2 separate regions of the Mus musculus genome follow, and region 1 is linked to region 2. Evidence: chromatin loops called from intact Hi-C (ENCODE). Cell type or tissue: gastrocnemius. All regions are shown on one strand. Each heading gives the region's core, and the rest is flanking DNA. Links, peaks and the distances in the headings are about the cores only. Region 1 has its middle 54 kb from the start of Ptcd2. Region 2 overlaps Zfp366 (zinc finger protein 366).

The links. A loop is a pair of places that touch in the nucleus more often than their neighbours do. Peaks named below come from ENCODE experiments on the same cell type or tissue, not always from the same donor. Only the 100,000 strongest peaks of a DNase experiment are listed, where the experiment ranks them.
Region 1: it touches region 2 in a loop (1.8-fold over the local background); 5 of 42 quality-filtered maps call a loop at or near these places.

The regions. Positions count from the first base shown.
Region 1 is chr13:99,283,465-99,298,528 of GRCm38, forward strand. No RefSeq gene overlaps it. Among named protein-coding and RNA genes, the nearest start is that of Ptcd2, 54 kb to the right of the region's middle. In gastrocnemius, for the core only: no CTCF peak of the experiment used is centred there; no DNase peak of the experiment used is centred there.
Region 2 is chr13:99,237,581-99,252,644 of GRCm38, forward strand. Zfp366 (zinc finger protein 366) reads left to right here. Exons shown (of 5, transcript NM_001004149.1): 4 at 6,334-6,508; 5 at 8,441-9,452. The coding sequence ends at 8,991. Among named protein-coding and RNA genes, the nearest start is that of Zfp366, 60 kb to the left of the region's middle. In gastrocnemius, for the core only: no CTCF peak of the experiment used is centred there; a DNase peak (open chromatin) is centred at 7,459; H3K27ac peaks cover 4,165 bases.

The DNA of each region.
Region 1 (15,064 bases), core at 4,348-12,347, 47 kb after region 2:
GCTAGCCCCCCCCAGCCTTAAGCTTTTGTCAAATCCAAAATGAGGTTCTGTAAACGAAAAGCAGAGGTTGAAATTAATAAAACGAAATACTTAGTGGCCAGCCACGTAGCTTCCCACCATAAACAAAGAGTCCGGTGTAATTTTCTCTTTCTTAGGCTTGCCCTCTAGGTGCCATAGGTAATCAAGACTAACTTGGTGTAGTCTCTGCCACTCCCACCCCAGAGCAGTATTCGCTTCTTGGAAATTTTCTTAGCACGTGTCTAAGAGAGTCCCTCCGGTTTTCATGGAGTTTTCTTTTTTAATTTTATTTTGACTAAAGGATGACTGAGCAGGAAATAAAACCCTCGGTCAGGTGCACTGAAACCAGCCAGGGGAGAAATTAAGCCTTAAGCTGGCATGGAGCTCAGCAACTAGAAGCGGGGATCTAACACTTAAGGACATTTGGACCTATGAGGCAATGAGAACAAAATTGCGTGAGCTAGAAATGTGCGTTGAACTGGAAACCTCACCGACTATCAAAGGGATGGCGCTTCTCTCTTCTACCCCCAGCTGGAGACAGAAACCCAACTTTCCTTAAGGCTGGCATGCCTAGAATTCACAACAAGCCCCACTGAGACCAAGACAGCTCAGCTCAGAAACAAAATCCGAGGCTTAGAGAAGTGAGCGTGAATGGGGCTGCCCGTACCAGACTGAAATATACCAGGTTCAAAACCTCACTCTGTCCTTCTTCTCCAAGTGAGAGTGAGCCTCGTTGGAACTGGATAGAAACGGCCTCTTGGAGGAATGAACTATAAAATGGACGGTTTTTATATTGTGAACACGGGCTGATTTGTGGTGCTCACAGACCGTGATTAAGTCAAACCAGAGAGAGCAAAACCAATTTCTGAAGTCTAGCTGGAAAGCTGAGGTGAAGGCCAAGTTTGCGAGGCTGTTGAAAGGATGAGCACAGATGCGCCTCTGGGAAAATCCCTAAGATCATGAAAATACGAATCACGAGGCATTGCTCTCCTCGTGCTGTGAATTTCTCCAGTGGGGAATGAGTGTCTGGGGGAGGAAGGCCGACTAGTCGAACTATTTGACATCCAAAGCACAGCTTGCCTCCTGGGGATGTACAAAGCCAATTTTGTAAGCTGTCTCTGAAAGCGTGCGGTTGCCCAGCCAACTGGGATCGCATCTGCCACTGGCATTCTCGGTCAGTAATCCACAACAAGAAATGAGTCAGGGCCGTCTCCCTTGCTATGATTTTTAGTTAGTGCTAGACCTGCAGTAATTTGCTCTACAGCACTGCGAATGTCAACTCTGTCTAGATTCCAACCAGTCTGACACATGTCATAAATAAGGAAAATAAACATAAGACAAACAGCACCAACAACCGGCACGTAATTGCTAAATGTGAATAACAGATTCAAGCCGTCCCTCATCCATTCACGTAGTAACTATTGACTGAGCCCCTCTCACAGGGGCACTGTGCCACCCTGGGGCGTGCCATGCACAGAGGTTTCTGTGCTGTGTGTGCAACACTGGAAGGCAAAGGACTGTCGCTGCCTTGAGAGGTGCAGGTGTGTGTGTGCATGTGTGTGCGTGTGTGTATGGGGGGAGGGGAGCGGGGAGCTTTGTCAGGCAATTACAATGTGGAGTGGAAACACTCATGATGGAATGTTTACCGCTAGTGGTCCTGGGAGGTCAAGCATCTTATGAAAGTGGCTGCACCTAAGAACAGGACCTGGGACCCAGGAGAGGAAGAGAGAACAGCTTAAGGTCAGCTACAGCCCCTGGTTAGGAAGATGGGAGGACAGGTAAAGTATCCAGAACAATCCAGAGGACTTGGGGACAGCAGACCAAGATGAAGGAAGGGAATTCCAAGGCATCTTTCAAGAGAGAAGATGGGCTGGGCAGGATGTGGAGGAAGGAACTGAGGATGGCAAAGGAGGATGGCCATAGCCACAGCTGCCTCACTTCTCACCTCCCGTTGGCCTGGCAACCAGACAGCTGGGTCTTTCCATTGTCTCGTTGCCCCTCACTGCCAGAACAGGTCTAACCCTAGCAAGGGCTCTTGGTGTTCCACAGGCTGAAAGGCAAGTAAGTCTTTTTTTTAAAAAGATCATTTAAGATCCACCTAAAAGGCCCTTTGGTGGCCTGTACCAGAAGTCCTAGCTACTCAAGGGGCTGTGGAGGAAGATGCCTGGAGTCCAGGAGGATCCCTGCCCAAAACACTGAAAACAGTGATAAATAAACAAAACTAAAGCCAGTAAGAGAGAGCACGCTTTGGACCCGGTAGAGAATCTGACCTTCACCACTTAGAGCCTGGGTACACGTAAGCCACTGAGGATCTATCTGCAAGTGGAAGCAGCTCATCTTTGCCCTGCATGATACAGTCTGCATCCCTGGTCACTGGCCTCCGTCTGCTCATTTGAAGAAGGCTCGCTCTGAGTTCCTGGTGTTTGCTGCTCCTTGGTGAGCATTCATTTATAGGATAACTGAGGGAAACGCCAGCTCATGACTTTCCAAAGCGAATTCTAGCCTGGTGTTCAAATATATTTTAGCAATTAAAGCATTATAAAAGAACTCAGACAAAACAATACAGGTAGCATATATCCTCCCAGATATTCTGCCTTTTAGCTTCTTAGTTCATATACTTAAATGGAGGAAATAGAAACTTAGTTTTGGAAAGGTAAAGAGGTCTGGGATGGGGAAAAGGAGGCCACTTCTCAAAGGGGCAGTTCAAAGTTTCAATAATTAAGCATTGAACACGCCATCCTCAGGTTGCTCGTCGCTGAAATGAAGTAGAAGAGCAGCCTAAGGCCTGAACCTGTGAGCTCAGAGCTGATCAGCAGCGGGGACTTTCAAGCTGGCTCAAAGCTGAAGGGTCAGCTGATGCTGGTAAATAGAATTAGTGATTCCTTCCTGGCACAAAGCTACCACAAGCTGAGCTGTACACTCATGGGAACAAATGAGACGGACTCTCTACGACACCCATTCTAAGTTTGGAGCCACACTGAAAGGCTGTCAGCCAACGGCAAATGAAAACTAACACAATAGAGCATGGTTAATCATCTCTTCCTAGGTTGGCCAAAGGAAGTGGAGCAAAATTTTGGCTTTCAAGAATCTCATGGTCATGGACAGAATGCAATTTTGTGCCCGGGTCAGTAAAAGGCTCAGAGGATAATCTCGGTGGGCACAGGCAGTTGGTTCTTTGCTTACTAGCCTAATTCACCTGCCCTCCTGCTTTATGCAAAGCTAGCTGGCATTTTCCTGTACTCTGGTTTCACTGAAATCCCCCTTCATCATTCTTCCAGTCTTTCCTTGGTTATTTGGAAGGTTCTTGGATAGTGGTATCCCTAAATTTAGGTCACCTACTCCAAGAAAGGTGATTTTCCAATTTTTCAGCAACATTAGTTCAGTTTGGTGTTTGTTCTAGTTTGTTCTGGTTTGGTTTGGTTTGGTTTGGTTTGAGCATGTATGTTGAACTGTGTGTCTGTTATACATGAGTGTTAGTATGTGTGCTTGCAGATATATGTGTATAACTGCGTGCCAGGGTGTAGAGGGTGGAGGTCAATATCAGATGTCTTTCTTTGATTGTTCTCCATGATTGTTTTTTGAAACAGGTTCCGTGACGGACCCCGGAGCTCGCTGATTCAGCTAGGCTGGCTGGCCAACAAGGTTTGCTGGTCTTCCGTGTCCCCGAGCTCCTGGGGGTTACCGCTTACACTGCCAGACCCAGCTTTTCACAGGGGTCGTGGGGATCTGAACTCAGCTCTGAATGCATGCAGTACTCTACTGACCGAGCCATCTCCAAGCCTAACACCGATGTGTCAGCAATGGGAGTAAAATAGCAAGGATCCTCTCTTTCCTCCCCCTTACCTCTTCCTAGTCCCTCACTGTCTATTGCTTTTTTTTCAAAAACCACACTCAGAAACCAATAGCACAATGTTAGCCAACATGAACATCCCTCCTCTACCTCTTTCATGCAGTTTTGTTCCTCAATTTTCTTCCCACTTCCTCTTAAAGAAGATTTCTCTGTCTTTCCTAAGTGGGTTGCAGCCCATAATTAGTCCTGTGAAAGCCAAGCAGACCACTAGCGTCTTCTTTTCTCATGCCAATGCCGGGAGGGCTCCAATCCCAATACCCTATGGGTTCTAAGAGTGCCTTTAGCTTTGGTTGTCTGGAGGAAGAAGTCTAAAGAAGCACTAATTGTGAAGATACAACTCCTGAAAAGTCATACTCATAAATCCAAACACTAAAAACTCCCTGTGGGCAGGCTTTGATGAGCACCTCGGTCTTTCTTAGCCACGCCCTGTAAACATAATCACCATCTGCAACTATTAAACGGCAACGATGTATCAGGGAAGCCATCAGCTTTGTCCCGCAGGATGTTTTCTTGTCTGCCTGATAGCTCCTTGTTAGCAATTGCTTTCAGTTCATCCCACTGTTTCCTTTCCAGCCAGGGGTAGACGGTACCCAGCTGCGGTTAAGATTGAGTACCCAGCAATGAGTTCCAGCGTCATCCCACTGCCAGTCGCAGGAGACCCTATCATGTCCTGCAGAAGCCCTCACAGTCCCACGTGATGTGAACCACTCTGTCTCTACTTCTCTCTGGAAGTTTCAATTCTTAAAACTTGGTAATACTGAATCTCGTCTTAGTTTCCCCTCAGTGAGTTGAATTCCTCTCTGTGGGTACATTTCCTCTGTTTTGTTTTTCTGACCATACCTCCTTTCCTTTCTGCTTCCCATTTTGTGAGAGTCCATTCTGACAGCAAAGCTGTTGTGTTTGGGTGCTATTCCTTTCTGCTCATTTTAATTGGGCAAGATATTCTCTCTCTCTCTCTCTCTCTCTCTCTCTCTCTCTGTGTGTGTGTGTGTGTATGTGTGTGTGTGTGTGTCCGTCCTGTGACCAGTACCCTTTTATATCAAAAATAATTTAAATTCTTATGAAATAAGACATGTTATGTTACTTTGACTTGGGCATGGTGATTCACACTTATAAACCCAGAATCCAGGAGGCTGAGATAGAAAGATCATGAGTTTGAGACTAGCTTTGGCAATGTAACAAGAGACTCCATCTTAAAAAACAAAAACAAAAACAAAAACAAAAACAAAAACAAAAAAACCCAAACAAATAGGAGCTGGAAAGATGGCTCAGCAGTTAAGAGCACTGGTTGCTCTTCCAGAGGTCCTGATGTCAATTCCCAGCAACCACATGGTGGCTCACAACCATTTGTAATGGGATCCAATGCCCTCTTCTGGTGTGTCTGAAGACAGCTGTGGTGTAATCATATAAATAAAATAAATAAATCTTAAAACAAACAAACAAACAAACACCAAATGAGCAGTTATGCTGGGTAAAGCCAAATAAAAATTCTACTCCAAAATCCCCTCCACATACAAGTAAAACATTTTCAAAACCTGTACATGATGCTACTGTAGTTTACACACACACACACACACACACACACACACAAAGAAGAGTTTAGGATGTATTGCAAAATGTCAGTTCTGGTTGTCATAAGTAGTTTCCATCTTATATATACACTTTATAACTTGCTGTTATGCAGACTCTTTGCATGCACACACACATACATATTTACACCCATATATATGAAGTTGTAATATATATATATAACATATATATGTGTATGTATATATATGCATATATATGTATGTGTGTGTATATATATGTGTGTGTGTATATATGTTTCTTACTGGGATATACAATAAAACACATTATTTCACATATAGAAAATAACCTGCAGGTAAAGAGCCATGCATGTAAAATACACATACAGACACATCACACACACACACATACACACACACACACACACACACACACACACACACACACACACACTCACAGACAGACACACACAAATACATATGCAAACACACCAAACAAGACTTCAGTCCTCACTGAAGGCTGATGAATTTAATTAGGGTTCTTTGGTCATACCTCTCACTAAAGTGTGGGGGTATCGGGGTCCACAGGAAATGAGAGGCCCGTGGATGTGTTGATGTCGTCTATTGTCATCTACACAGGCCTATCTTCTAGAATGAGCACTGTGAGTGGAAGAGACGGAAAGAGAAGACCCAGCACAGGAATGGACACCTGGGATTTTTAATAGCTGCTTTTTAATACACGATCACATGCAAGGATTGAAGCCTGCATCTTTTAAACTCATTGACAGACATTATGTATGCCACAAATAAATCTGCCTGCTGGCTCTAAGCCATGGTGGGGGCTAACAATGAGATTTGCAGGCCTAGAGAGTCTAAAAGGAAGCTTCTAGTCTCTAGAAATACTCTTTGAATGGCATTTATTTAATCCTAACAGGTATGGGCCACAGTATTGCTCCAAGCTCAGATGTCAGCCCAGGTAAAGTGGCCTGCCTTTCAGCCAACTTCCTGATTCTCATAAACTACTTACAGATTGCAAAGCCTTTCGATACTCCACCACTGCATCTAATGTTGCCACCCAAAGTTATCCACCTCTCCCAGCTTTTATTGTTGGGTTTCTAAGGCTTTTTGTTCCTTTCTTTTTTAAAAAACTGGGATACTGTGAAAACAGAATCTCCCTTCATAATTAATCTCGTCTTTAATATTTTTTATAATGTGATCTGGGTATGATGGCACACATACCTTTAGTCCCAGTACTAGGGAGGCAGAAGCAGGTAGATCTCTGAAAGTCGACACCAGCCGGGTTCACACAGCAAGTTCCAGAACTAGGATAACAAAGAGAAACTTTGTCTCAAAAAAAAAAAAATCCAAACAATAACAGCAACATTGTAATATGAGTTCTTAAGTACTGGTAGTGTCTTCAGGTGGGGTTTTTTTACGCTTGTCATCTTAAGTTGCTCAAAATGCTTTCTCTCCTAAGTGTGACTTGGGCAACTTTGAAAGGGCTCATCAGCCACCCTCCCTTCTTTTTCAGAAGCTCTCCCAGTCAGCAGAGTTGTACAATGAACCACCCCACCCCCTTGTGCTGGAATTATAAACAAGGAAGAGTCTCAGGTGGTCCTGCCAATGCCTTTATTTGACTAATAAAAATCTTCCTGGTTTTCTTTTTTAATTATAATCCCCAAATTTAAAATTTTTATTTATTTATTATATGTAAGTACACTGTAGCTGTCTTTAGACACCCCATAAGAGGGCATCAGATCTCATTACGGATGGTTGTGAGCCACCATGTGGTTTCTAGATTTGAACTCAGGACCTTTGGAAGAGTAGTCAGTGCTCTTAGTCACTAAGCCATCTCTCCAGCCATAATCCCCAAGGTTAAACTAAACGCTTCTACTTTGCTTCCCAGTATCATTCATCTCTCGATTAACTAAATTTAAGATAGGAACAAAAACACTCTCCATCACCACCACCCCGCCCCAGAGAGCCCCCTAGCCGCCACTCCCTACATCACATGGTGCCCAGGGTCCTCCAAGCTGGTAGGCAGTAGCAAATTAATTTTTTTCACTGGGTCATTGATTTCTTCTCCAGGCTTCTGAAAGCAGATGCCAACACATGGTAACTGCACCTGCGGGCACTCTGGCACACAATTTTTCTGAATCTGTGTGGTAAGTCTGGGTTCTTGATGTGTAGCGGTACATTGGGAAGCAGAGCTCTGCTCCTGTTCCCTGTCTGGCCGACCGTAGAGTGGAACTACTGCTTCACCTAAAGGGGAAGGAGCAAGAGTCGGAGCTCAGGTGTCCTGGGAGAATTCAGCTAGCTGGGGATAGAATCAGAAAATACTCCAAGGTTACACATTCTGCTCTGATAACATATTATGACCAAAGCCCGCGTAGGGAAGAAAGGGTTCGCTTTGGTTTGTGGTTCTGGAGGGATCAATAGGGTCTCATGGTGGGAGAGAAATAGCAACAGACTGGGAAAGTTGGGTGACAGGACTGGTTGGTTGATCACATTTTTATCCACCCATAGGAAACAGAGAAAAGGAACTAGCAGGAAGTGGGACCAAGCTGTCAAAGTCTCAAAGTTGACCCTAGTGACAGGCTTTCCCCAACAAGCTCTACTGCCCAAAGTCTCCACAGCTTTTCCAAACAGCTCTACCAACCTGGTATAACATGTTCAAGCACACAAGCCTAGAGGGGACATTTCTCATTCAAACCACATCCTGCCCTTGGCCTCTGTTGGCTCACTGAGATTTTTTGATGTAAAGTACATTTAGTCTGAACCCAAAGAGCCCATAAGCTTCGACTGTTCAAAAGTGTGTGTGTGTGTGTGTGTGTGTGTGGTCTTCAACATACAATGGCAAGGACTGTTCATTCACATTTTAAAAAGAAAAGGAGTCATGAGGGCATAGTAAAGAGATATTGGTTTAAGCTGGAAGCCCAGCAGGGCAATTTCTAAATTATGTATATTATGTACGTTGAGGTTTGGTCTGTTTCTATACATTATAATGCTAAATTCTGTACATGGGCCCTAAGTGACATTCACAAGCTTTTGTTGTGCAAACCTTGTTCCTTACTTTAAATAAAATTGGCTACATCCAATTAGGGATTAGAGGAGGTGGGTTTTAAGTTACCTGGTTGGGAGAAGAGACCTTGATGGAAGGCGGAGGAATAAGAGGAGAGGAGGAAGCCACCATGTGGGGAAATGGACCATGAGCGCATAGCCAGGAGAAATAGCAGGTATTTGGGGCACATCATTAGGGAGATAGCCAGGCCAGCAGTTAGGCAGGTAGATTAGGGGTTAACCCCCAGTAATTATCAAAGCCAACTAAATAACTGTAGTCTGAGTCTCACTTATTTGAAAACTAGTCGGGAATAAGCTTAGATTGGTTGTACCTCATTTGTAGCTCCACCTCCAGTATCTGGAGCTCAGTGTCCCGTCCCAGGTCTTAGATTACCCCGCTACATTGTAGCCTGGCTGCCTACAATGCTCGCATCTCTCGTGGGCTCTGTGCATCTCCCCTTGACTTGGCTCTGCCATCTCTAACGTCTTGAACTCCCTGCCCGCGCAATCCAGGCTTCACCCTCACAGCTTCATTCTGTGGCCTTTTGAGGCCTCCGAGCAGGGTCTCCAACCCTGTTGCATGTTGCCTGGTTTCAGTGGTTCTCTGACGCAGTGGAGGAAGAGCCCTTGGCCTCCTCAACCCTGCATCTTTCATGCCTCCAGAACGAGGACCGGTAGGAATGGCTCCGTGACGTTTGGTTGCCAGGTTGGGATGAACCCTGTCTCCCAGATCACAGCCAGAGCAGTGGCAGTACCAAGCTGAAGCTGAACATCCCCAGGCTGCTGCTGTTTTCTAAGATCAGAAAACGCTGTGGGCTCTCTGGTCACAAGTTCAAGGCCTATATTGATGATGTCTGGCTCTTGGGATACCTGCAAACCCAAGCTTCCTTTGCTCCTTACTGTTCCAAATGGCACACTTTCCCTGCCTGATTGTTGCCTTTTTCATATAAACTGTAGTAAGAGTTATCAGTAAGCACCGCCCCACAGACTCAATGTTATACCATATTGAAATTTTTTCTCCAACAAAGGAATTAGTCCAATGCTTTTAAATTCAGCCTCACACAAATTCTCCAGAGATGATAAAATACAGCCATGTTGTTGTTGTTGTTGTTGTTGTTGTCGTCGTCAAATTATCACAAAGTGTCCTGTAGCTCAGTTTCTGAGAAAGGGTGTCTTAGTTAGGGTTTCTATTGTTGTAATGAAATGATATGACCAAATAGCAAAGTTGAGGAGGAAAAGGTTAACACTTTCACAGCACTGTTCATCATTGAAGGAAGTCAGGACAAGGATCCTGGAGGCAGAAGCTGATGCAGAGGCCATGGAGGAATGCTGCTTACTGGCTTGCTTCCCCTGGCTCGTTCAACCTACTTTCTTATAGAACCCAGGACTGCCAGACAAGGGACAGCACCACCCACAATGGGCTGAGCCCTCCCCCATCAATCACGAATTGAGAAAATGCCTTACAACAGGATCTTATGGAGGAAGCATTATATCAAATGAGGTTCCCTCCTTTCAGATAGAGCTAGTTTGTGTGTGAAGTTGACACACAACTTTCCCCTCTGAAACCCACAGACTGTCCACGTTTCTGTCAGCATTCTCATCTTCTAAGTTTTCATTTTGGCTTATAGTACCAGAGGGAGAGAGAGCCTGTAACGGCAGAGAAGGCAGAGCAGCAGTCAGAGAAAACATGGCCCCAGGGGCAGAAAGCTGGCTGACCACACCTCCATCCACACACAGGATGAGAGAGAACAGGAAGTGGGGCCAGGCTAACAATGATAATCTTACTCCATCAAGGCTCCATCTTCTAAAGGCTCCACAACCGTTCCAACTAGTGCCTGCAACTAAGAACAAAGTGTCTGGATACATGAGCATATGGGGGATATTTCTCGTTTGAATACCACAGGTATGGTTTCAGTGTTAACCAACAATGGTGTGTGAAACTCCAATCCCTGTTGAGAAGGGTTAAACCTGACTGGGATGTTTTGAAATAAGGATTCTGGGAAAAGACTGTGATTGAGCGCGTTCGTCCAGTGGAGATAGAATCCTGGCGACTTCATAAGCAGAAGAAAAAACATAGCCTATAGAGCTGTGCCGTCTGGGGGCACTGGAAAGAGAAACCACCACTCAATGTCACCTCCACACCCTCTACTTGCAGTACCATGTGTGGCCAAATAAACCTCATTCTTTACCGTTATTCACCCCGAGGTGTTTCCTCTCGTCACTATTTTCTGCATGTAATACCGAGAAGTATCACAGTTATGTACCTTTCTCACACCACACCACGGTGGGGGCGAGGGAGCAGGCACGAGGGAGGCAAGGTGAGGAGATTGCATTCCCGTCAGCCATCTTGCACTCAAGACCTTTCAGAAGGCTTCTGGTGTTTTTCATCATCCCCAGAAAGAAGCAATGACTCTGGATGTTAGCCACGCCCTTCTTTCCGAAGCCAATGACGCTGGATGTTAGCCACGCCCTTCTTTCCTACACTCTCATCTTGTTGTGATCCATTCAAGTTTCTGTGTGGTGTAATTTTCCTCTCATAATAAATTCTGTGCTGTGTTTTAGCTGCCCCGATCCTCTTTCCAAAGTGAATTCTTTTACGGCGACCGTCTGAACCGCTTGGCACTATTTTCCTTGGGCAAAATCCTTTGGAGCAGCTTTGGTGACAAAGCAAAGAAGACAGGAGAATGAGCGCTTTCAGGCCACAACTCATGGGAGAGCCAGAGGGGAACTGACCACATCGAGAGTACAATCCATAAGATAGTAATCATTTTAAAAGGCTTTTGAATTTTAAGAGATCCTCCTAAGAAAAAGGAACATTTATTTATCCACTGGTAGAAAAGTTTATATCTGCTAAGCTGCTAGTTTCTATACCATATGAAGAACTCTTAGCTCAACAACAAGAAAGATAATCTAATCAAAAAGTGGTCAACAGCACGCCTTTAATCCCAGCACTGGGGAGGCAGAGGTAGGCAGATTTCTGAGTTCGAGGCCAGCCTGGTCTACAAAGTGAGCTCCAGGACAGCCAGGGCTATACAGAGAAACCCTGTCTCGAAAAACCAAAATAAAAAAATAAATAAATAAATAAAATATTTCACTAAATAAGATACAGGAATTTCAGATAATCATAAGAACAAATACATTGGGAACATGCAAGTTAAAGGCATGGCTTTCTCTTTAAAAAACATTTACTTAATTTTTGGAGTGCATGAGTGTCTTGCCTGTTTGTAGATTTGTGCATCACGTGCAAGCCTGGTACCTGTGGAGGCCAGAAGAGGGCGTCTGATGCCCTGGAACTGGAATTACGGATAGTTGTGAAGTACCATGTGGGTGCTGGGAACTGAACCTGGTCCTCTTTGAGAGCAGCAGGTGCTCCTAACCACCGAGCCATCTCTCCAGCCTCACTGCTTGTGTTTTTCATTCCCACTAACATGGCTAAATCCAAAAAGAAAGGCGGTGACAAGTGTTGAACCAGACTTGGAAAAATGACCACTTTCAGACCTTGTTGGTGGAAATGGTCAGGCCCTTGGGAAACAGCTTGATCATTTAAAATCAGAACAACACACCCCAGGCCCTCCGAAGCAAGTGCTCAGAGCAGTAACGTTAAGCTGCTATACAAGAAAGGACATGTATGCAGTGCTCACTGTGGTATTCCTAACAGCCACTCGTGATGCTAACTGAAAGCAGCCAGGTCACAGAGGAGGCCGCTGCACATTCTACTCCATTTAATGTATGGACACATATACTAACTAGATTAGAGATTGCCTGGAGCTAAGGGTCAAGTGGAAATTTACTATCGAGGTGGGGAGGTAATTTTCAGAGGTAAGGAAAAGTTCTAAAAGCAGGCTGTACTGCCTGTTGCATAACCCTGATATTTATTGAAAGTAATTGAGGTGGTTGGACTTGGTGTTGCACACCTTTAATCCTAGATCTTGGGAGGCAGAGGCTCATTTTGTGAGTTCAAGGCTGGCCTAATCAATATAGGGAGTTCGAAGGTAGCCAGGACTTTATAGTAAGACCCTGTCTTAAAAAATAAAATAAAATAATTGAAGGGTTGGAGAGATGGTTCAGTGGTTAATAGTGCTTGCTACTCTTCTACGGGGCTTGAATTGAACTCTCAGCACTCCCATCTGATCAGTCACAACCGCCTGTAACTCCACCTTCAAGGAATCTAACACCCTGTCTGGCATCCTCAGACAACTACACACACATGTGCATATACCCACTGGCACATGTGCATATACACACAGGCACATGTGCATATACACACAAGCACATGTGCATATACATACAGGTACTTGTGCATATATACACTGGCATGTGTGCATATATATACAGGCATGTGCGCATATACACACAGACACTTGCATATACACACAGATACATGTGCATGTACACACAGGCACATGTACATATACACACAGGCACACTTGAAAACATATAAATAAAAATAAATGTTAAAAAGATAATTGGACATTTGCAATGGAAACATTTTATAGTGTTTAAATTAAACACGTTCAAGAACTTCGAAGTCTCACCTCTACAGAGTATCTGTCTTTTCCTTATTAACTGATGTTTGAACCTGTGGACTGACCTTAGTTCTCAATGCATGTATTCACGTGTGAGCAATCATGGAGGCTGGTGTTGAGACTCTGTCACTGCTTTGTGCCTGACATCTTTTACCCTCGATTAACAACGGAGCGACTGAAGCTAGGAACAGACTTTGAAGTATACGTTGACTTCCATCCGGGCCCTGCTTTAATCTGACAGCGTTAGGCAATGTCTTCCGGCTCTCATATTTCACAGGCAGATCTGTTTGAAATACTAGGTCTTAAACACAAAAGAATGGCTCCACTTTGTTCATTCAATTAAAAGATTAAAAGCTAAGTGCTAGGAAGAGATCACATATTTTAATTTTATTGGCGTCAACCTTTGTCACCAAAGTCGGGGTCTTCTGATTAACCTGGCAGAATGGGCGTCTTCCCGTGAGGAGGGCACTGGCTGACTCTGGTTTCATGTTGGTAGCGGGTCAGGGATGTTTGTCAGCTGCCCTAGTGCCAGCCAGACATCATGTGGCCTGCCGAGAACTGGGATATTTTGGTAATGAGAATTATTCACCTAGGAAAAGAGCTGGAATGGATAAACAACAACAACAACAAAACAAACAAAACTGCAAAACAAAACCCAAACAAACGAAACACAAAACAATAAAAAAAAAATAACAACACCAAACCAAACTACCACCACCAAAGCCCACAAGTAGTGGCAAATGGCTAGTATTTTCCTGCTCGGTTTCAGTACTTGGATTGAAACTACACCTCATTATCAGCCTATTTCCCCCGGGCTCTGCACGGCATACAGGAATGATGAATTTGCCCTAAGTACTAATTCCAGTCTCTCCTTTACTAAAAAATTGAAAGCAATTATTTTCAGATTCTTTTCATATGGGATCCTAGATGCAAATTAGGTTCTCCCAGCTGAAGACGGCTGCCTAAGATTTGGAAGTAGAATGCACTTGGGGCCTCAAAGTCTGACTGTGGAAAGCCAGCCCAGCCTGCTCCTTTGCAAGGCACCTGTTTATTCTGATCTGAGTCTTGTCACTTCTGAGTCCATTACCAGGATGTAGTCACCATTTGCAATGTCCTTCCTACTTAGAAACTTTCTGGCTTGGCCTCTAAGTTTTATTCTGGCAACAAATTACTCTTGAGGGGAAAAAAGGGCTCCGAGAACTCTGAGTGCCCCAGGCCCCTGTCGCGTCCTCCAATGGGAGAGAGGTGCCTCCTATTAAATGTCCCACTCCCTCATTCTTGCCTCTTCCTCTGTGGGTTGTCACTTTCCTGCCTCTTTTCCTTCCATTATTTTCTCCACAGCAAGATTCTTCCCCTCTCAATGTCCTTTCTTTCCTCAGGGGACCACAACTCCCACTGGATCACCAGGGTAGACACCAGGCTGAGAAGCCAACAGACTCCTGGGCTTTGGGCCTCTTTTTCTACACACCTAGTGTTCATCATTCTTTTTAAAGGACTCAGACAATAACCTACAATACCAAATTCTGTTACCCAGACACTGTGTATATTGGAAAGTAATGTTCTCTGGGTTTACCAACAGGATCGTGACTGATCAAGAAAGTACGTCCAAAGCTATAATGATTTCATTAAAAAGTGTGAAGTAGTTTCTTAATTACTGGTACAGAAAGAACAATGGCCATGCAATAAAGCCATTTGTAGAACAATATGGCCATAGTAATCTACATTTTTTTTAAATTAAATGCGACTTGACTGTTGCTGAATCTGGAATAGTTTAAGTGGCACACAGCGGCATTAACCTTGGGTGGGAGGCAAGGTCAGAGGAATAAGAAAGGAAATTAACTTTTTGTTTGTATACTTCTCAATTGTTTGAATGTCTTAAATCGGCATGTATTTAATAACTTAACCACAACACCCATTTTTTTGTTACCTTTTGGAAAACATCTTCTATATCCTGGGGTAGTGGTTTACTAATAAGTTTTAACTACTAAAGTAAGTTTTCTTATCTAATAGGCATTATTTTAGTCTCTTTGAAAAATATATCCTTAAATCAGATAGATAGATAGATAGATAGATAGATAGATAGA
Region 2 (15,064 bases), core at 2,821-10,820:
TCTTACCCATATTGAGCTGTATAGAAATCTGTCCCTGAATGACGTTTGTAGGGTATTGGAAGGGTTAGACGAGAGATGGAGGCCACTCGTTCATTGCTATGCACTTTGTAACCAATGGAGACAAATGTCTGACCAGCCACATAGTGATGGTAGGAAACAAGCTTAACCAATTACACCCAAGTTTGATAGTCATAGCAGAGATAGTTATTCTCTTCTCATGATTGACATGGTCAGCAAAAAAAAGAAAAAAAAAAAAACCAAAAAGCTAGGCTTCCAGCAGCCACTGAGACACTGCAGCCCTGAGCTAGCTCAATTGCCTTTCCCCAACAATTAGTGACAAGAAAGATTCTTTCAGCAACAGATTCTAATTTCTTAGGATTTTGGCCATTAAAATCCCCTCCTCAACATAAATCTCCCATTGCAGCATGAAATAGTTCTCAGTGGAAACAGCTGTCCCCAGGGAGCAGGAATGTCACTGGCTGTAGAATCAAGCATTAACAATAGGGTAGGATGGGAAATTAGTGGAGAGGGAAGTTTTCCATTTTCTGTTTCTTTCTTTCTTCTGTCTGTGTATATATATACCACAGAGACAGAAGAAGGGCGTATATATATATGTGTGTGCATATATATATATGACTGCCCTTCTGGACTCTTGCTATTGGCTCGACTTCTAGACTCCTTGTTCCTGGCAGCCAGCTGGAGTTTGTCTAGAGAGCCAGCCTGTAGGCTTAAGTTATGTTTCACAGATATGCTTCCCAGATTTGGCATAAGCACGCAGCTCTTGATTTGGATACTATCTCTATAGTGGCGGCACTCCATAATAGCCAAGATCCAGCTGCCGTCTTTGGAAAACCTTCCAAAAGACCAGGAAAACCAGGAAGAGCTTCCATCCAGAATTTCCGGGACAAATTCCCTTTTGAGATGGGTGAAGCCCAGAGCTGCCTAAGTTATGAGTCACCAGGTCTTCTACTGCCTTTTCTACAGCAGAGGGCTGAGCGCAGGTCCATGAGTGGGGCAGACAGATAAAGTTAGTTGCCTGGAAAAGGGGGTTCTACTTCCTGCACCAAATGGATTGTGGGCTGTTTGGTATACTGAAAGGAGGGAGATCAGACCGGGTAGTTTATAGGGACTCAGTGCCAGTGCCCATGGTGAGGGTTTTCAGGTTGGTGTGGAGGGGGTTAAGGCAGTGACCAGATAGCAGCCTTTTGGCAGCAAAGCCCTCCTCCTAGGCAGAAGGAAGGATATTGCTGTATGAACTGCCTGCTTAACAATGCCTCACATGTCCCCAGGGGCCCGCCTGCAAATAGATTTCATCTTGCTTTCTCTTGTACTTTTCAAAGCTTCCTGTTTTCTCACGGTCCTTTTGGACAGTTTACACTCTCTCTCCCTCCCTCCCTCCCTCCCTTCCTCTCCCTTTGAGGAAAGGAACACCCTTCTTATTAAAGAGGAGAGAGGGAGAGGAATGTGAGGGAAGGGCGGCCATTCTCTGGGGCTGGCTGAAGCTCTTTGACCTCTCCTCTCTGGGTAGGAAAGCATAGCTTCCTGGTGCATCTTGGCTCTGAAGCTCACCTCAGGGAGTAGCCTGGTCTAGTGCTGCTTGACCTTCTAAGCCTCTGGACTTAGCCAAGTGGCCGTTGTGATTGCTCTGTCTCTGCCCACCACTGACCTCTCTGTGGCAGCTGCTGCCTCGGGGGCTCCCGGGAAGGGAGCAACTCCAGGCCCTGTATCTCGGAGAGGAGGTGGGGAAGGGCACCAGGAGGCCAGTGCAAGGAGGCTGAAGCAAAGAGAACGCATTCCAGCTGTTTCAAGGTCATCCGGGACATCAGAGAGACAGATGCTGGGCTTTCCAAAAGCCTGTGATCTGTAGTGAATCTCCCATGAATCCCAGAGTTGGGCTTCTCTTCAGCCCCAGGTCATCGGGCAGGGGTTCAGCCAGAAGACTCCTTTCTGTTCCTTTGATGTTTGAAAAGCACAGCACCCTCACTGGGGTGCGATGGCTCACATCTGGAAAGATAGAGGCTGTATCCTCAGCCCCCTACCAGTATCTCTCTTACTTTGATGCAGATCTTGTTAGGAAGGCGATCCTTCATCCAGACCTGGCTTAGGAATGCGTTTATGTTTTCAATTCAGGAAGCCTTCCTTCAGCTACTGATTTTGTTTTTCCCAGAGAAGAAATGAGTTTGGCCGGTGGTCCCTCTGCACTCTTGCTCCTGTTCCCAGAGTTCTGCAGGAACTCTGCTTAGAGCTGACATTCCAGGACTCTGTAGATAGCAGATCCCAGTCCAGCCTCAGTTTTTCTGACCCCCCTTTATTGTCTGAGTGGGACGGCTCTGTGTTTCACAGACATCAAAACAAAACCTCTCTCTACTTGGGCATTGCCATGCGAGGACACTCTTCTGGGAACTAGAAAGACGTGAGTGTTCTGAATGAGAGCGAGAGGTCAGAGGTGGGGGGAAGACACTGAGTAGCTATTGCTGAGATGTGAATGAGGCCCGGGTGTTTCAGGTCCTTCATGGGCTGACTCCACCCTTCTGCCAGTGAGGGTTTTCTTTTACAAACTGGTGTGCGTGCAGGAGGAGAATAAGTAATGGCTATATTTTAAGATTGTTGTATAAGGTGATGCTATTTTCCTGACTTGTTACATATTCTCCCAGCCTCAGGCTTAACAACTCCTCTTAAGTAGCCGGGTCCCTGATACTGAGGTTGGTTACAGAGAAAATAGAGACGACCCTGGCATTAAAAACTGCCTGGGCCCCGTTTGGGCCTTCCAACACCTATTAAAGTTGATGTGCCTCCACTCACCATTGTGGTATCTCTCCCTTGTTACAACCAACAGGCTACCACTCTACTATAAAAAAAAAATTAAACTTGCCAACAGCACAGAAACTGGAATCAGAGCTGACCCATCATGAACTCACAGTGGACTTTCCTTCAGGCCACTGGGATTACTGTGGAGCACAATATAATAATTTTTTTTTTGGTCATTTTGGTTTTTCAAGACAGCGTTCCTTTATGAGGTCCTGGCTGTCCTGGAGTTCATTAAGTAGACCATGCTTGCCTTGAACTCATAGGTCTGACAATATAATTTAAAAGTCATAACGTTCCCATAGGCCACTAAAATGTCCCAAAAGTTTCATGTTGAGTGAATTGAGCCAGAAAATTGGTAGCAGTGAACATGCATTCACTGGGCTCTCAGAAAGGATCAAAAGGTAATTTGTCTGTCCTAGTTATGGTTACTAACGGTGATAAAACACCATAATTAAAGCCACTTGGGGAAGAAAGGGTTGATTTTTCAGCTTACAGTCCATCATGAGGGAAGGGCAGGAACCCGGAGGCAGGAGCTAATGCAGAGGACGTGGAAACGTGTTGCTTACTGACTTGCCCCCCATGGCTTGCTTTATTAGAGAATCCAGGGCCATCAGCCCAGGGACAGCACATCACATCAATCGCTGTAACTAAGAAAATGCTGGATCTTACGGAGGCATTTTCTTAATTGAGGTCCCTCCCTTCATATAACTCTAGCTGGTGACAAGTGGACATAAAACTAGACAGCACACTTGTCTGAGGCTGAAGAGGAACCTGCAAGATACTCAGAGGGGACCATCAGACAAGCACAGAACTCTGAGGGCAGGTCTGCGGTGAGGGAAGTTTGAAGGTTGAAGGTTGACGGGTGGAACCTTGGGGTGGATGAATTGCAGTCCCAAGTCCCCAAGTCCCAGGTGTGGTGGGTATGACAGCTCTAAGCAGTTGACCCTTTTCCCAATGGCAGCAGTTCGTGTAGTGTAAGGCAGATTCATGTGTCTATAAATATTAATGAAGACAATTCATACTTATGCCAAATCAAACATAAAGGGCATACCGCACATTCTTCAAGAAAGGGATGAACTATCTGCCAGTTGTGTGTGTGTGTGTGTGTGTGTGTGTGTGTGTGTGTGTGTTTGGTGCACGTTCACATGGAGGCCTAAGGTCAACTTCAGAAGTCATTCTTTAGAAGTCATCAGCTTCTCTGCCCCCCTCACCTAAGTGCCATGTCTAGTAAGGCTGTCTGTCTAGTAAGCTCCCAGGGACCTGCCCATCTCTACCACCTCAGCAAGAGGGTTGCAGAAGCAGTGTGTCATCACACTCAGAGATCTATGCAGGTGCTGGGGGTCCTCATGCTTGCATGGCAAGCACTTTACCAACTAAGCTCTTGCCCCAGATCTATCTCTCTAGTGAAGCATTCTTCAGGCCAATCCTGAGTCTGATACCTGAGCATCACGAGAATAACTAGAAGAGGAATGTCTCCCACCATGGAAGCCAGCACAGTGGTCTGTTTCCTTTGCTTTCAGTGATAGAGTTCTGCTTTGCGGGGGAGCATCTGACCCATCTGTGATTGCATTAGAGGGGAGCATTTGACCCTCTCTATGGCTGCATTGCTTGATGACTAAAGTCATCTTTCAGTCCTCAGCTTCTCTCCCCCTACATACCTTCTGCTCTTCCACTTGGGGCCTTTTCCTCTTTAAGTTCTTCTACTGCAATGTGTCCCACCTACTAACAGAGGACCTACCATGTGTCAGGCAAACCCAAGGCAAGGTGCAACCCAAAGGCAGGCCCAGCCCACAGAGATTACATGACCAGTGTTGATTCAGCACTGGTCTCAGCAATTGCAACAGCAACGTGCCTCTAGATACATACCCAGGGGTCACCCCACAAAACACATGAGCTGTAGTTCCTTTCTTTAAAACGTTCTTGGTCTCGCAATGCCTAATGTGGATGTTTAGATTTGAAGTTTTTTCCTCAGCTCTAATAAAGGAGCAGGAAAGCTAAGCTATCATAACTTTAAAAAGAAAACAACTTTAGACATGGGCAAAACTGAGCTCAGATTAGTGCCTTCATGAGTTCTGCCTAGTGGGAATAAAGGAAGTGTCCAGGCTACATATGGCTTTGCTTGTGGAGGTTGGAATTGGGTCAGCTTTCCCATCCTTTCTTCCTCTTAAGCTGTCCTCTTTTGTTGTTCCTCCGTGGTGGAGTTCAAACCCGGTGTGTGCACGGTCTATGCAAACACTTTACCTTTGTGCTGCATCCCCTGGCTTTGGGTCACTGTCTTCTAATGTGTATGGTGTGTACTTACTCTGACCTAAGAACTCTGCCTAGCATCGAAAATTCATTCTTGCTGGCAAGGAATCAGAGGGGAGAAATGTACTCCAAATCCTCATGCAGGTACAGAGCCAACTACTCAGAGTCTGCGCATGGATTGTTTTGGGTCTGCTGTGCAGCCCCAGGCTGGCTCCTCAGACACCCAATAGTCTTGTGCCGTGCCTCCCAAGGTCAATCTTGTCAGCTCTTGCCCGTTCATCCAAAGTTAGCTCCATTGCCCTTCCCTAAAGAGAACAGTGTCTTTGGTAATAGAAATTCAATCTAGAATCTTCAACATTAGCTTGGGAGACCTCTGTCAGTGAGAAGGGAAAGCTGATATAAGCCCCAGGAGATGCCTTACCTCACATCCTCCCTGTGGTTTCCCTCACCACACATTGCACCCACCAGTCCCCCCAGGGACTGAGGGCAGAGAAGAATGCTCTTAACACGCTGCTCTAAGCACAGACGCAGAATCCGTCTTTGTCTCCCTCACTGCAGGACCAAGGAAAAAGCTGAAGCTCCCAAATGCTGCTCTCCTGGGGCACTGGGACAAAATGGACCCCAGAGTCACCACTGTGTACTTTTCTTCTGTGGAGGAGTAGCAGATCCCCTCCTGAGATCTGTCATGTATGCACCCACACTGGGTGGCCCACAACTGCTTGGTCGTCTGCATGCACATGGGCCCACACAGGTTACACATCCATAAACTCAGACATACGCACAGATGCATACATCTCTAAAAGTCTGCTTTTATCTATATCTAAATCTACATGTTTATCCATATCTATATCTTTATATCTACATATGTCAATAGTCTCATATCTTTAGATCTCTACCCAGAGAAAAGATGGCCCCTTTCTTATATTTCTGCCTCTTTTAACTAGCTACATAGTAAGTTTGAGGTCAGCCTGGACTCTATAAGACCCTGCCACAAAAAAAAAAAAAAAGCTTTCATTTCAAGCTTTGCAATCTGGGCATTGAGATTAGAGATCCTGGACACCTGTGTCTCACAATACACCCTCCCCCCCCCTGCCCCACTTCTGACACCCAGGTAGCACCTGCGGCCCCCCCCCCCATACACACCTGTCAGGGGGACATTGTCTTTAGAAGTAGTAATAGCACCAAGCAGGTGTGGCCAGGGCTCTTCAGCCCCCTCACCACCACTAGAACACCGGTTCTCCCTGGCAATCACCGTGCCCTGGTCTCTGTCTCCAACAGCTGTGTGGGAAGGAATTCAACAGAATGCACAACCTGATGGGGCACCTGCACCTGCACTCGGACAGCAAGCCCTTCAAGTGTCTCTACTGCCCCAGTAAGTTCACGCTGAAGGGGAACCTGACCCGCCACATGAAGGTCAAGCACGGAGTGATGGAGCGAGGCCTGCACTCTCAAGGTACTACCTCCAGTGTGGTGGGAAGCCCTGCCTGCCATACCCAGGGGACAGCACATGGAAGAGCAGCGTGCTTTTATGGGGGCACTTCTCAGGGTGGGGTGGGGTTATTCTTGCCCATCGAAGGGGGTGTATTTTAGTGACCACAGCAGAGCAGGCAAGAGTAAACTCGAGCCACTGAGCAACTCTGGAACACAATTATGATGCCAGCGGTACAGGCCATGACGTCTTCGTCTTGGGCAGTACACTGTGTGCTTTATCTCTTTACATCCCCAGTCACTCCCAGCTAGAGAACATCTATTGTTTCTATCTTGCAGGTTGGAAATCTGAGACTTCCAAAGTTGCTCAATGAAAAAGAGAAAGGAAAAAAAAAAGTAGATTTAGAATTCGAACCCAGGCCTTTTCAACTCAGTCTTTGTTATATCCTTACTGTATGACGACTTTATTGTAGATAGTCATTATTATATTATTACATACACTTCTCACATAGCTAGTGGAGGTGGGGGTTTTCTTCCATTTTCAAAATCAAGTGATGGATCTGCACCCCATGCACTGGCAGAGATGTATTTGCAGTGGGCAAGGTTTCTGTTCACACAAGCGTGGCTTCCCTGTTGCCCCAGCTCCCATGTGAGCAGGGGTTTGTGTCTCGACTGAACTAATGAAAACCTCTTGCTTATTTAATCTCCTTAGCTACAGGCCCGTGTCAGTGAAGACTTTATGTCCCAGGTCCCCTGAGTGCCGCAGGCTACTTAGTCACCTCATCAGCTAGCCCTACAAAACAAAACAAAATAAAACAAATAAACACCCCCCAAAAAATCATTAGAAAGATGAAAAAGATTCCTTTTGGCCCTGGACAAGATTAAAGCTCTGGACAGCAGGCATCTTTGTCCCTCAGAGCCCCAACCCTTCCTTTCTTCTCTCCCACCACAGCCTGCCACCTGCTGTGTCCTGGACTCCTCCCTTCCTGTTTCTCAAACCCTCCATGTCCCTGCTGGGTCTGACAGTCTGGTTTGGGTCACCACAGGCAGAGAGGCCTTGAACTCAAGATGAAATGAGCAGCGGTCTGTGCCCAGGGCTAATCCCTAAGCCCATGTTTCTGGACCCAAGCAAAAGGGAGTCCCTGCCCCAGATCACCCAGCCCATTGCAGGGATGTCAGGTCAGGATCAGGGTCAGGGATTCTGTGAGCGCCTCGGAGAACCTCTACTCTGTGCATAGGGACCACAGGCTGCGGAGTTTTGTGGCTTAGTTTTTCTCTGAATTGTCTTTGCTGCGGCTTTATCCATCTGAGGTCTTGAGACCTCAATATTTATTGAGGACTAAATGTTCTCTGTGAAAAGAAAAATGAGAAATACTTGAGGAGTGAGGAGAAAGTGCAGTAGTCAATTCAGAGTTCATCAATTTTGAATTCTGAGCCTACATCCTTCTGGACAGTTTTGATAAGGAAATATAAAAGGGAAGAAATGACATAAGGAAGTAGGGGAGGGAGGGAGAGGGAAAGAGAGAGAGAGAGAGAAAGAGAGAGATTTTAACTTAGAATTCACAGAGAATACGTGTATGTATTCTCAGGTAGTACACATTTTGTTCATTGTGTAGTTCCATGTATGTGTTTAAACCACACTTTAGATACTATTTTTCATTTTTAGAATAATAAAAAATATTTCACACGTACTCTGTGTTCCCGCAGCTCTCCTTACTTTTTCATATTTTAAATTCTCAGGAGAGACATGCTAAGTTAGGACACACCGTGCCAGGTCTGCCTTAACGAGTTCTATGAATAACAAGCTTCCCATGGCCGAGTCCTTAGTGGGAGCTCTTCCCCCCTCCCACACATCACCCCAGCCCACCCTCATTTTTAAAATGACCAATCAGAATGCCTAAAGGGCCTGGGGCATGACTTTTTTTTCAGACACATAAATTCTGCTCTGGTCCTGCAGGTCTGGGTAGGGGACGACTCGTCCTGGTGCAGTCCGCTGGTGTCCTGAGGAATCTAGAGCAGGAGGAACCATTTGACCTCTCCCAGAAGCGCAGTGCGAACGGGCCAATGTTCCAGTCCGACGTGGACAGCACGCAGGACTGCCTCTGCCAGGAGGAGGAGGAGGAGGCCGGGGAAGAGGACAACTGCTACGAAGTGGAGCCCTATAGCCCCAGTCTGGCCCCGGAGAGCCAGCAGCTCTGCGCGCCTGAGGATCTGTCCACCAAGCAGGAGCAGACCCTGCAGGACCCTGGAGAAGGATGCAGGGATCAGGATGCTCCGGAAGAGCAGCAGGAGGACAGGAGCGAGGACCACGAGGGCAGTGACATAGACTGCGAGGGCAAAGACATAGACTGTGCCATCAGAGAGGAGCGCTTGAGCAGCCGGCTGTTGCAAAGCGGCGGACAGGGCCCCTCGTTTTCTGATTACTTATACTTCAAGCACAGAGATGAGGGCTTAAAAGAATTGCTAGAGAGGAAAATGGAAAAACAAGCAGTCCTTTTGGGTATCTAAGTGAACGGCTTTAAAATTACATTTGAAAAAGGAGATCTAGGCAGTTCAACTATAGCTTTCCGTAAGAACTGTCATTTGAAGCAAACGAGAGAGTGGCGCCAATCTTTACAAATGACTCAGACTAAATGCGTGGGTAACATCGGCATCTCAGGTCCTTTCTTGGGCACTCGGCAATTTCATACACGTGCAGGAGCCCTTTGGTGTTATCTTACACATCACCCACATGATGAACTGTGCATTCTTCTAGATATCTAACTGCAAGCTGAACCTCAAGGTGCTTTTAGACTGCTTTCTTCTAACACACAGTGATGCAAAAGTCTTTCTAGTTGCAAGAGTGTGGTGCTCCTGTTATCTTAATTAGTGACTATTTAGTTGCATTTATGAAGGTTACAGTATCATAGGTGAAAATATTAGTAGCTGTATATATAAAAATATAGCTTCTATTAAATAATAGAAACACAGGAAATGATGCAAGAGATGAGCTGTTGGGAAGGCTCAAGTAGTTCCTGTAAACGTGAGGTTGGGTTTCAGGAGAAGGTGAATCATTTTGACTAAGACAGAACCAGATGATGCTCAGACATCTGGTTGGGTCATCTCTTCTGCCTCATCTTTCCTGGTCAATGGGGCATTTGGTCCACCCCTGTAGACATGTGGATCATGTTTGGGGGTCCCAGCTCTTCAGGTCAAACCCCTCCTCAAGAGTTCTCTCACCTTGCTCGGAGGCCTCATGCCCCACGAAGCAACTGAAAGGAGAATCGCCTTTCAGAGTGAGCAGTGGAGCTTGGGCATGAAGTGGGGTTCAGAACTGCTCCCTAAAACAAACTCTGATTCATTTGGGTAGAGGGATGATGGCCCACTCATCACCATAACCAAGACCTGAGCTATCCTCTGAGAGCTGACTACATGTGAGAATCATCCAGTAGGTCCTTTAGAACACACTGATGTAGCTAGGCATGGTAGCTCACAACTGTAACCCCAGCACTTGGGAGGCTGAGGCAGGAGCGTGGCCTCATGTTTGAAACCAGCCTGGATTGCAAGGTCAAAGCTTCTCTTACAGAAAAAAGATGGAAGTAAACAAAACCCTGTAAGGCTCTGAGTTAATCCACCTGGAGTGGGGCTCAGCACTGGGAGTTTCCCAATCACCAACAGGTGCCTCTTGAAAAAGAAGAGCATTGGCCTCATGTAGTCCTCACCCAGTTCTGTCTCCTGGGACTTCCCACTATTCAGACATAGTTTTGATCCTGTCTTTAGCTACAGTGAGGTGGCAGACAGGAGACCTGCAAGCACAATGCTGACGTGGATCTTCATTCTTGTTTTGTCATCCTCCCAAGGATACACCACAGACACACACACACACACACACACACATGCCACATTCACACATACCATACACCACACAACATATACCATACATCACATCACACACAGAGACACACACACTGCACACATATGCCATACACACACACCCCTCACACACACACACCATGCACACACATACCATACCATACACACACACACACCACACATACACACAAACATACTCTCTCTCTCTCACACACACACACACACAGAGACACACACACACGCCACATTCACACATACCATACACCACCCAACATATACCATACATCACATCACACACAGACACACACACACTGCACACATATGCCATACACACAACCCCCCTCACACACACACCATGCACACACACACCATACCATACACACACACCACACACATACACACAAACATACTCTTTCTCTCTTTCTCTCTCTCTCTCTCTCTCTCTCTCTCTCTCACACACACACACACACACACACACACACACACACACATCCACACATTGTGGCTGGCCTGTGATGCCTCTTACTCTTGCCCAAATGTGTGAACTGCTGTTGCAGTGTACTGTGAGGATTATATTGGATCTGCTGGGCCTATTGGGCTGGCCTTCTTAGACCCAGCCACCATGGAAAGCAGTGCTGCATGGGCCACTTTCATGTCACTGACTCACGGTAGGTTCTAGGTTGTGTTTCTGTAAAACCTCTCTTTTGGTTGAGAGTGTGAACATTCTTGGTAAAGCCAGGTTCTAGAGACCGCCTTGCTTCCTCTCCTCCCTCAGTCTCTTAGTACTGGATGCAGCTTTCCCTGTCAGTCAAGCTGCTTCTCCATGAGGCTCACCCAGTCCCCATCATTTACCTATGTGCATGGATGGACAAGCTATCAGCCATTTCTCCTACCATGACTACCCCAGCGAAGGACAAAAGGCTTGTGTGTTTCCTACTTCCAGCTGTGCACATCTCTAGGTCATAACACCTGCAAAGGTGATGGATGGTGGGGAGATTTCCCTGGGTTTCTATGGCCACAAGTGCCACTCAGGACAAAGAATTGTTGAAGTCTTCAGATGGGCAAGATCCCTTCCATTCACTGCGAATGGAGCTTTTTGGTGTCTTAGATAAAAGTGTCCAGGAAGCTTCATCCATGAATAGAGAATTGAGGCACACAAACTGTGCCTGATCAGTTACACATGCTTCCAGGTGCCTCTGGGTGTCCTGTTGGAATAGAAGGAGCCAGGAAAACCCAGAGGAGCAGAATGTAGCCTATTCCAAAACAAATCTTGTGGGAATGTTTAAAGAACCAGTTGTGTCAGAGAGAGAATGGTCTAGATTGGTGGTTTGAGAACATGTTTTGAAGAGTTGGATGTTCCATCATAGGCCCCTCCAGAGCTGGTAAAAAGGAGATTTCCAGCTCCCAGGCCCATTTCACTCAAAGCAGCAGGCTTCTTCTGTGTCATCACAAATGTGTTAGCATCCTGAGTGAGATTGCATGGAGAGAGAAGAAAGATCCAGGAAAAGAACCACAATGTGGTATGGAATATGCCCCTGAGCCTGTCTCTGGCTTTTACTTCCCACTATGAAAGACTTAGTAGGCTATAACCTGAAGGACAATCCAATGCTCACCTGAAAGTAGAGCCAGCCCCAGGTTTCATATGCAGAGGAGGCAGCAGCCCTCATTTACACCTGTTATCCCAACACAGTCATTAGTATTGTTCCTTGGCTTCTCAAAAGCATCCCAAGAAGATCAGGTTCCTGGACACTGGGAAACGTAAGGCCAACCTTGCTCAGATTAACCAGATACAAATCTGAAGTCTGCCTCATGGACCCCACCTCAGCAAGCCAAAGAACAAAGTCATCCAAGGTCACCAGCACTTCAAAGTCACACCCTTCATCAAATTATAGAATTCTGAAAACTTCCCAGGCTCTGGACCATCATCACTTTGACTTCCCAGCCTTTGGGCCATCATCACCTTGACTTACCAGGCTTTGGGCCATCATCCTTTGACTTACCAGGCTTTGGGCCATCATCACCTTGACTTCCCAGCCTTTGGGCCATCATCACCTTGACTTCCCAGCCTTTGGGCCATCATCACCTTGACTTCCCAGCCTTTGGGCCATCATCACCTTGACTTCCCAGCCTTTGGACCATTATGACTTTGACCTCCCAGGCTTTGTACCATCATCACTTTGACTTACCAGGCTTTGGACCATCATTACTTTGAACCAGCTAGCCATCCAGCATAGTGGCAAATTTGTTTCCTGCCCTTTTACTCAGGCTTGCGTTGATCCTTCTTAGTTTATTGTATCCCTCTTTCATCCTTTTATGTTTTTTAAACTTGGATATCCCTTTGGCCAATGACTACAAAGTCAATCTTTCCCAAGCCAAAAGGAGCTAATGGGTATATCTGGATGTAAGTAGTTGCTGAAGAAAGCTCAATCACTGTGCATTATGTATTTATTGAGCCCCAAAGACATTCAATAAAATATTAATATTATGCTTTGAATTATGATCTTTCTCTGCTTTGCTGAAACAAAATGTAACCAAGCTAACGTTTAAAATCCTTCAAATATTTGGACATTACACCAAATGTTGCTCTTTCTACAGAATTTGGGCTTGCCAGTTAAAAACTAAAGCTCCAAGTATCTAGCAAGCCAGGTTGTAAATGTTACTTCCTGTTTCCAGGCAGTTTACCTGAAAATGGCATGTAGCCTGTGTTTTGTTAATTTAAATAAATAAAAAAAAAGTTGAAAGAACTGTGTTACTTATTTACCAGTACTTGAAAAATTGGAAAGGAAGCTGCCAAAATACATAGTACTAAGGTTTTTCTTGCTTCAAAGCACAAAGCCTGATGCAAGTTTGTTCTCCAGGAAGCAGATGCTAAGATGACTTGGTAAGTAAGACATTTATTTATGAGTAACACAAGTGAAAAGAAGAGATGAAAGACCTAGCAAGAAGAGAAAGGTTCTAAGACTAAGCCCCAGTTAGTCCTGGTAGACCGAGCTGGGGCAAAGACCTTCTAGCCAGCAGGGTTGGACCAGATTGGTCAGGAACATCTAGGTCTCTCCTACCCCATTACTCCAGCTATTCTCAGCCCGCACTCAGCACCAGAGGTGGGCTGCCCTGATAAGAGCACACCCCAGTACTTGGGACTGACCTTACAGGGTACACATCTGGGGACTGACTGCTAACTGCTTTCTCCAAACAGCTGCATGTCCTTCCTTGGAGGAAAACCAGGGTTGGGGGCATCTTCTCTGTATCTCACTTTATAGAACTCCATGGACCTCCTCTGGTAGGTTCTGGTAGGCTTTTTATCGAGAGGGAATCTTAAAAGAGGAAGGTGAAGCAAATTCCAGCTCCTTTACCTGCAATGTGTCAGGGTTCAAAGTCTAGACCTCGTCTCAGGACACACTCAGTCTTCCTACTGTGTATGTAACACCTTTAAAAGCTTTTGACCCACAAATAAACTGAAGAATAGTACCTGGTCCTCATAGACTATTTCCTCTAAGAAGCACTACAGAGAACATTCGGTCGTGGGTATCATACATGTGATACAGCCAGTGGACCCATCTCTTGATTTTATTTACTGTGTAAAGTCAAGCTCATGGTTTGATGTGATGGTGTGTGAGCAGAACAAATACTCCATAACCGACTTGCAAAATAATATGGGCTAAGTTCTTACATGTAGCAAGAACAACTTAAGGCAGGAATCTGGGTCTGTTCCTGCTGTCTCTTTGGGATAAAGAATGAACCAATCATCAACGATTGGTTGTTCTTCTTAAGCAGTGGGCTCATGTGGGGAGCTTGGCATCACTCTTCACAGATGGTCCATTCAGGAATGGTAGCAACTCCTTAGGCCCTGATCATTACAATTCAGGATGCCAACCCTGCAGGTCCCCCCCCCCCACCTCTGTACCCATGACTGCTTCATGCAATGTGCCTTTTTGTTCCAGCACCATATTAGCTATTGTCAGAGGCTGATGTCTACTGGCAAGGTCATTTGATCTGCTGTGCCACTGAATGTCTCTCCCATGGTAGGTGTTAGGGTGTGAAACAAAGGTTGTCCTACTTTTGTTCATTTCCACACATACATACATCCTCATAGCTGTCCTGGACAGATGGTAATGAATACCATTGCATTGTTAGCAAGAATAGCCTGTAGCTCAGTTCTGGATAGAGTCTTTGTACCCCTCTGGAACTTCATGAACTGGGCCTCCAGTTTCTGCATTTCTCCAAATAGACTTATAGTCCAAAGTCCTACCACAATGGCAAATCTCCGCTGATAATATTGGGAGACTTTTCTATCCCATTCTTACACATTCCTCTACAGATAGCTTCAAAGAACCACATATTCCCAGCAACAGCCCCACTTCATGATAAAAATGTTCTAACTTAGTTACTTTTCTCATCTCTGTTTGTGTTGCTGTGAAGAGACCCCACAACCAAGGCAAGTTTTACAAAAGAAAGCATTTCACTGGGGGCTTGCTTATAGTTTGAGAGGTTTAGTCCATTTTTATCATGGGTGGGGGGGAAGCATGGTAGCATTTAGGCAGTTGCTGAAGCTGTAGCTGAGAGCTACCTCCTGATCCATAGGCACAGAGAGAGACTCTGGGCTTGGCATGGGCTTTTGAAACCTCAGAACCCACCCCCAGCGACATACATCCCCCAACAAATCCATACCTCCTAATCCTTCTAATCCTTTCAAATAGTGCCATTTCCTGGTGACAAAGCATTCAGATAC